Regions from separate parts of the Homo sapiens genome. Here region 1 is linked to region 2. Evidence: chromatin loops called from intact Hi-C (ENCODE). Cell type or tissue: psoas muscle. All regions are shown on one strand. Links, peaks and the distances in the headings refer to the core of each region. The heading gives the core; the rest is flanking DNA.

Region 1 (4,402 bases), core at 194-4,193, 59 kb after region 2:
TAATTAGAGATCTGTATTTAGGAAGAAATCTTAAAAGTTTGCCTAGTATTCTCTTTGCTTGATTTCATCCCAAACGATCAATTTAACAAATCTCATTCTTGAGATGTTGAACTCATTTTCATGACTTGGAGTAGAGAGGCTTGACTCCAGGAATTATCTCTTGATTTTTTTTTCAAACTTTGGGATACTTAGTTTATGGTAAAACTTCTAGTTAGACCATTTGCATTTAAAGACAAAATGCATCTTCTTTTTCTTAAGACATACTGAGATAGAACAAATGCTGTCTACTGAGTATACATTCTGGATCAAATCCTTCATGTATGTTGCCACTAATTTTCACAACAAGTCTGCAAGGGAGAAATTATTAATTCTTTATAAATGAGAAAACTGAATTTCAGAGAAGGTGGTACTTAATTTGCTTCAGGTTTCATAGTTACGAAGAGTCAGAGGTGGGACTGAAACCTAGGTCACATGGGGGTCAAGCCACCAGGATGGCTCCCTGAGGAAGATATTGGTTCTGGGATGGAGCAGATAAAAAATGAAAGGTGAAGCTCACTGAATGACTTTGTGAAAATAGATAGGAAGATAAAAAATAATACTTTAAAACACGACCTTTGTTAAGTTTTTTTTCTTATTTAAAATCAAAAAACCCAGGAGAGAAGGGGAAATTTCAAAATTAAATATTAGTCAATGCAAACTATTCTCTTCTAAAAAGATACTTAAAATCTTAAATTTCTGGAAATTGTATAGTCTTGAGCATTTATGCTGATTCGATTTATCTGTAAAATAGAGGGAAAGATGTTTTGAGTTGACTAATAAAATAAGTGGTTTCTTTTCTTCTGAGGGCCTCATTATACTGCAAGGCTTAGAGCAGTGTCAGCAGCAGAAGCATCAATTTAACACTCACTAAGGCTCCAAATGTATTGAATGCTAAGTAGGTGAAGAACTTACACAATTTAGGAAGCACTACTTTGAGGAAGATGGGAGCATAAACAGCATCATCTTTTCATGTTAGGGCTTTTTATTCATTTGTCATGTTCAAATGCTCATTGTATAACTGTAAGGTAAGATAATGTTTAAAGAGCCTGATGTGTTTAGCTCATGAGAGGCAACATACCTCAGTGCTTATGGTCTCCTCAGCAAGATTTCCTGGGTGCAAATCCTGAATCAGCCATTTACCAGCGGTTGTACCGAACCCCTCTTAACCTCATTAGGGAAGGCACCAGGTTCAAGAGGTGGAAGAAGAGACCCAGAACCAGAAAGCAAGACATGGCTTATACTAAGGGATTATATACAGGGGAGAGAGTCCATGGTGGTGGGCTGGACAGCATACCCCACTTCCTGCAGTTCAGTGGCAGTGGGCTGGGCAGGAAAACCACAACTGCTTGTAAACAGCATGCAGTTGATACAGCATTTTCATTCAACACCCGCCCTAACACCCTCCACCTGGCAACCTTCATTTAACCCAAAACTCAGGGCCTCAATCCCCTGTACAGCTTGTATTCCACAGGATGATGGTGGGGCAGTGGGCAGCGGGTGAGTGGGTGGGGGGGCAGTGAATGGGGTGCCAGATGTTTCTCATAGATAACAAATGTATCTCTGAGTTGGCCACTTCTGGATTCCCTAGCTCAGAGCACATAGTCAGGTGCATGTGCCATACACGGTCATTCTAAGGGTTTGCTTGTTATTGCTATAAGGTGTATTTACTCTACACTAGCTGTGTTTTCTTTATGAATAGTTTAACCCCTCTGGTTCTCAGTTTGCTCATCTCCAAAATAGAGATAATAACAGAAGCTCTCTCACAGGGCTGTTATGAGAATTACACGGTGTAAGAGCAAGCTGTAACGTATTTAGAATGTTTTATAATATATAGTAAGTGCTATGTGAGTGTTTGATGCTTGTTTTAGGAAACAACTTATAAAAATGGATACTTGGGTAAATAATAACTCTATCCACAACACATAATTTTGAAAATGCAATTTCACAATTTCTTCAATGTTTTTAGCACCAAAGAGATGCCATGATACATTTCTGTTGTGGTGTCCTGTGTTAAACAGAAGCTAACTCATTCTAATGAAACTTTGGAAAGATTCGAAGTCTCTAAGTTTGTTTGAAGTGGGTTTTCCTTAAATCAGGGAAGAGGTTGGGTAAGATTGACACTTTCAGTTCTAGAATATCAAGAGCAAAGAATATTTCCTGAACAATTTCAGAGAAAAACAACAAGAAGGTTGGAACTGCATCTGATTTCTCAACATGTATATCTTGCACCAGAGGACAGCAAGGCCATAGTTTAAAAAATCTGAAGGAAGATTATTTTAACCTAGAATTCTATGCCCAGCCAATCTTACAATCAAGTGCACAATAGGTTAGCAACATTTCCAGATGGTCAAAGGCTCAGAAAGTTACCTACCATACTTCCTAAGTCCTAAGTCTTACGTAAGAAATTACTTAAAGATGAACTAGAGTGAAATGAGGAGCAAAGCAAGCCAGAACAACAGATGGCAATGAGGAAACAGTTGATCCTGCTCAGGAGAGGAATGAAGCAAGTTCCTGTGATGACAGCTGGGCAGTCAGCCTGAGAGCCATTGGTTCAGGCTTGAGCAAGGAGAGAGAGGACCAGAAAGGAGGAAAACTGAGAGAGTTTCAAGAAATTTGGTAATGTTCTTGAGGGAGTAGTTATGTTAAGGCAGACTACATAAGGAAAAAGAAATGGCAGTTAGTAAAAACAGGAAAAACATATTGAGTCCTCAATTGGACCAAGGGCAACACTGGATCATTGTTTCTGTCTCTTCTCTCTTGATTATGTTATCAGCTTCTATGTGATTCATTAACTGAAATAAACTTCTCCAGTTCCTCCCTTCTGTGCACTGGGATTGAGGGGAGAGTGAATTGTTCATGTTCTCTGTCACTAAGCCTAGAATAGTTGCACTGACTCTCACGCAGAGACAGGCCACAGTCAGTGGAGCAGTGCAGCAGTGCAGCAGCCTCCAACAGCCTTAGAGATGAGACTCAGCAAAACTGACTGTATTCATCATTCAACATTCACTGTTGATAAAGACATACCCGAGACTGGGTAATTTGTAAAGAAAAAGAGGCTTAACGGACTCACAGTTCTACACGGCTGGAGAGGCCTCACAATCTTGGTGGAAGGCAAAAGGCACTTCTTAACATGGTGGCGGCAAAAGAGAATGAGAGCCAAGCAAAAGTGGAAACCCCTTGTTAAACCATCAGATATCGTGAGACTTCTTCACTTTCAGGGCAACAGTATGGGGAACCCTTCCCGTGATTCAATTATCTTCCACTGGGTCCCTCTCACAACATGTGGGAATTATGGGAGCTACAATTCAAGATGACATTTGGGTGGGGACACAGCCAAACCATATCACTGATGGAATGGTGAAGAGAACTAGCCATTAGCAAGATGACAAACTGGTTAGTGCTGTCGTTCAGGAGAAAGCAACTTTTCTGACTCATGCCAGACAACTGTGTTTATTGCAAAGGGCAGAATCCTTCATCACAACTGACAGAGGCCTTGCTTTTGATACCTATTTTCCATGTGCCTGTGTCTGGATAGGACATTGTGTCTCAGGCTACCAAGGAACACTTTCATTTTCACACTATGATGTTGTTAGCATCATGCATTACTTTGAAATTGTAGTTTGGTTAAATTGTTCTTAAGCTCAGAAATTGGGACCATGCGTGTCAGTGTATTTGGGCTTTAAATAATGATAAAGTATTTTGGCTGGGCGTGGTGGCTCACACCAGTTATCCCAGCACCTTGGGAGGCCAAGGCAGGTGGATCAAAGGGAGGTCAGGAGTTCAAGACCAGCTTGCCCAACATGGTGAAACCTGATCTCTACTAAAAAAAAATACAAAAATTAGCCAGGCATGGTGGTGCATGCCTAGAGTCTCAGCTACTCAGGAGGCTCATGCAGGAGAATCGCTTGAACCCAGGAGGTGGAGGTTGCAGTGAGCTGTGATGTTGCCACTGCACTTCAGCCTGGGCAATAGAACAAGACTCTGTCTTAAAAAAATAATAATAATAAAAATAATGATAAGGTATTTTTTATATAAATAAGAAGTAATCATTCTATTAAAGAACACATTTAATATAGGATGCCAAAAGTATTAATAGCAATTTCCACATTGGAACACCTTAGGTCCTAATGATGACTTATCCATTACTAGGGAATCAGTAATACATGATCTATTTGCACTCAGGAAGGTTCAGGAAAGAAGGCTAGATGTACATAATCTGGGAATGTTCATTAACATTTCCCTCATTATTGCCTCATAAATTATTTTATCAGATAACAGTAGTTTCTCTCAGAAACTGGTTTCAACTCTTTATTTCAAACTTCCAAAGAAAAATGATGTAATAGTTCCTATGAATTATATCAGC
Region 2 (4,402 bases), core at 88-4,087:
ATCTTCATGTCCTGTTATATTTTTATATTAAGATTTAGTGAAATCTTGTTCAAAAAGCCAGTTGCTTCAAAATCAATAAATTATTCTTTGGCTTTGTTAATTTTTCTGTGTAGACCTGTTCAGCAGATGCAACCTGATTACGCCAGTGGTATTTTTATTAAATATTTGCCCCAAAGACAATTGCATTAGGGATTCAGAAAGAAGGAGCACTTACGAATTTGATGTATCTGGTATGAATTTTGGATATGAAGCTACCTAATCAGTTTGAAACGCAGTTTCTGAATCCTTAATTTAGACGTTGGTCTCAAACTGTGGCTAAACAGAGTATGAGTCAAATTGTATAAAATAAAGTGTGTACTTTTTTTGTGGGGGAGCTGTACATCACCCGTGAGGCTGTAGAAAGAATATCTCATTAAATATGGAGAGTTGGCTCTGGCATATGCTGCCCAGATTTTCCTTCTGAAATGAAATACTTATTCTCCAGCTGCTGGAAGTGGTATAAGAAGACACACCTCAGCTCATAGCCTTCTGCAAAGTGCCTTGGTTGAGAGGCCTTCCTTGCTCAAGATCACGCCCCTTTCCAGGGAAGGTGGCATCCTATGAATGTCAATGCAAATGTGTAAAGCCCTGTCCTTCACAGCCCTACTCTGGACCCAGAAGGGTCATCCCAGCTTGAGTTCCCCAAGGGGTTAGCCGAGGTCTTTGTTGAAGTCATCTTCTGCTTCTGCCCAACCATGCTTTGTTCCCTTTCCTTTCCTTACACAAATATTGGTCCCAAGAGTTTTTCAATAAATTTCTTGTGTGCTTGTCTTTGTCTTAGAGCTCGTTTTTATGGAGTTCAACTAATAACAATATTAAATTAGGAGAGCAGAGAGGTTTTGAACTAACAGAGACTTAACCAGGACTTGAGGCTAAGTTTTTTTCTCAAATTATCAAGTCTTAGTATGGAAATATTATTGATGAAGAGACCCAGATGCCATCAGCCAATTGCCCTTAGTTGCCTAGTACTGCAGAAGAGACTTGAATTCATAGCGCCTTATTATTGTTTTGGCTGCAGCATGGATTAGAGGTTTGTCTGTCATTTATGTTTCTGTTTAGCTGGTTCCAGTGTGAGGTTACCTATATATCTGACCTAAAAGTCCTCCAGCAAATCAGTTCAAGTGAATGATTTCACAGATCCAGATAATTCTCCATAGGCAATGTACAATTTTGGGTTTGACAGTTTCCTGAAATAGTCTGAGTTGGGCAAGAGTGGTTGTAGTCTTTTCTGGCCTCTGTAGTTTATTGCAAAAGACTTGAATTTGTAGAGACCTTCTGGAGTATTCCTGGGGGAATATCTGAATAGGATCAGAATCATACTTGGATCATTTTATTCAGGCTGAGTCGTCTGGGTCCATCCTTGGAGAAATCTAATTTCCTGGGCCTGCTTTTGTGGTTTGCTTCGACGTAGTGTGAAATGACTAGACCGTTGAAGAGTTTCTGTATCCTGTGCATTTGAATGACCTCCACATGACATAGCACAAGTGGTTCTAGGCTAGTTTTGTTCTCAGTGCCGCAGTTCTGTGTGAAAATTCACCTGTCAGAGCCAAGCTCCCATTTTGAGCTCCCTCTTTTTTGTTTTCCTCTGTGTTTTATTTAGTCTTTTGTAACTGTCTTGGAAGACGCTTAGTTGTTGTTTTAAAAGTTAGCCCAACTATTTTGAATGGGCCAGTATTTCTGCTGCAAGACACTTAAGAGAACAGCCAAGCTTATCTTAAATAGAACTGAGCTATCCATTGCCGTTGGTAGTTTGACCAGGCTAGTGGGAAGAAACTGAAAATGCTGTGGCCAGAAAATAGAAGACATGGACTCTTGAAAGAGTTTGGAGAAACATGACATCCTTTTAATGGATTTTTAAGTGTTATCTTTGGAAAGAGAAAATAAATTAGTCTTTTCTGTTTCTTAAGAAAGCAGGAATAGAATTAATGGGTGGAAGTTGGAAGGAGGCAGAGGAAGCACTTTCTAACAAATATTGTCTTGCATTTAAATGAGCTGTTGTGCTAATGTGTTCCATCTGATTAACATGTTGAAGGATAATCGAGGTGTCTACTTAGTTTGAGGTATTTTGCCTTCACTAGAGGACTGGATGGAAGAGGTTGCAATGTTGGTGCTCCCCAATGACCGCACTCCTGATATTTATACTCTGTGCAATCCTCTTCATGACTGCTGCTGAGCTCAGCCATGGGACTTGCTCTGGCCATTGGTACATGCATGAAGCAAGTGGAGGCATGCTGAGTGCTGCACATTTGTAACACTCCCTCTTGGAAGCCAGAAGGATGGCTTGAGGCCAGGAGTTTGAGGCCAGGGGCTGTGTCATAAAGAAGTTTGGGCTAAACTGCTGAATGATGGGAGGTACTTCAGGGAGGCAAAGCTCCCAGTTAAATGCAGCCGAATGAATGATTCTAGCCTCACCACAAAGAGAAGAAATATTACCCAATCAAGCTCAGAATCATGAGAAATAATAAGTCATTGGTTTAAGCCTCTAAGTTTTGGGGCGGTTTATTATGCAGCAGTACATTAATATAATGGAAATACTCAATTACATCATTTCTGGGAGCCTCCCCGACTCTTTTGCTCTCCAACTAGTTGTAAATAGTCGGGGGAAAGAACTTGAATAGATCAAAAAGCATATGGTTACAAGCCACCCTCTGAGATACTGTGGTTCATTCTTTCGCCTTGCGGAAATGCACATTTAAACTATCTTTACTTAGTGACAATCCAACAAGTACATAAATAGCTCCCACAAAAGGAACACTTCATCCATCTTCCTTGGCTGACTAATCCCGATTGTCTGGCAAATACTGTGGGTATGGGGATGATATCCTGGCTCTGAGATGAGAATAAAGATTCAAAATCTCCCGCAAACCTTCACATTTCTAAGTCTTCAGCAGATGTTAAATGCAATTTAATTAGCAATGATTAATTCCATATACTGTTTTCTTATCTATTAAATGAGGTTTCCACAGCAATTTAGTGGGAGAAAAGGAAACATTAAACAGAATATAAATCAATGTAAACAATTAAAATCAATCAGATTTTGTATTTGCCTTATAATTTAAAAAAAATAGTTATTGTGTGTTCTTCCTTTTCAAGAAATTCTTGATAATCAAAGTTTATTTTTTGTCCTTTCCACTGGTGTTTCAAACCAGGAGTATAAGGGAAAGGCACGGATCTTCCTGATGTGTTTGATTTATTTTGAATGTTGGTATATTCATGGATCAGAGCAGCAGTTTAGTTTCAGCTTAGCCTTTAGGAAATTTTTTATGATGCTGGTATATAAAATCATCATAAAGGTAAAGTCAATGCACTGCGGTTTCCCTGTATAATGTTCCTTCACTTATTTATTTTTTTGGGCTGCCATGAGAAGATATATTTATTTTTGCTGTTAACTGTTTGCTGAAGATTGGGTGACTAATACTTTTAGGTAGCTCAGTCAGTCCATGTTTTGGGGTTTCTTAAAAGTTTTGTTACACTGTGCAGCAGAGCAAAACCCTGTCTCAAAAAAAAGTTTTGCTACAAACGGTTATTAAAAATATTGATAGGGGCTGAGCATGGTGGCTCATTCCTGTAATGTCAGCACTTTGGGAGAATGGGATGGGAGGATCTCTTGCGGCCAGGAATTCAAGACTAGCCTGGGCAACACAGCAAGACCCCATCTCCAAAAACAAATTTTAAAAATTAGCCTGGCCTGTTAGTATGTGCTTGTAGTCCTAGGTAGTTGGGAGGCTGAGGCAGAAGGATGGTTTGAGGCCAGGAGTTTGAGGCTGCAGTGAGCTATGATCATGCCACTGCACTCCAGCCTGGGCGACAGAGCCAGGCCCTGTCTCCAACAAACAAACAAACAAACAAACAAATCCTAATATAAGTCGTGTCTGTGTTTAGTTACTTCCATGCTGGTGTGGTCAAGATCTAGAGTTCAGCCCATGAACAGGCTGGTGTACATTGTTTCCTGACTTCCTGACTAGAGCTGGACCCACAGCTCTAATCATCCACCTTGCAGATGGAGCACCTGGCAACTCAAAGGCAACGAAATGAGATACTGGGGATAGCCCAGGGCTTAGTCATCACTGCCTCTGGAAAAGTACCTCAAGATGGAGGCCCTGCATCAAATTTGAAGGGCACTTCATCAGATAAACTGAAAAAGTGCACTGTAGCACATCTCATGAATGGCCTGTGAGGGGAAAATTGCTGAAATGGTGATGAGAGGATGCTGGCTTCTTTTCCCATATGCTAGTCAAGGACAGTGGTATCATGTTCTGTGCAGCCAATGTTGGCATGAAAAGACTCTCAGGGGTCATTATTGGTGGGGGGTGTTCAACTGGAGGGCTAGCAGGTGAGGATGTTCAGGACTGATCTGACACAG

The links. Hi-C counts contacts between places; a loop is a spot of excess contacts. Peaks named below come from ENCODE experiments on the same cell type or tissue, not always from the same donor. Only the 100,000 strongest peaks of a DNase experiment are listed, where the experiment ranks them.
Region 1: a loop joins it to region 2, with 2.3 times the contacts of the local background. A loop is called at or near these places in 2 of 110 quality-filtered maps.

The regions. Positions count from the first base shown.
Region 1 is chr18:2,086,609-2,091,010 of GRCh38, reverse strand. The region is part of intron 2 of LOC105371956 (a long non-coding RNA gene); the gene reads left to right. Among named protein-coding and RNA genes, the nearest start is that of METTL4, 480 kb to the left of the region's middle. In psoas muscle, for the core only: no CTCF peak of the experiment used is centred there; a DNase peak (open chromatin) is centred at 2,570.
Region 2 is chr18:2,145,965-2,150,366 of GRCh38, reverse strand. No RefSeq gene overlaps it. Among named protein-coding and RNA genes, the nearest start is that of METTL4, 420 kb to the left of the region's middle. In psoas muscle, for the core only: no CTCF peak of the experiment used is centred there; a DNase peak (open chromatin) is centred at 2,306.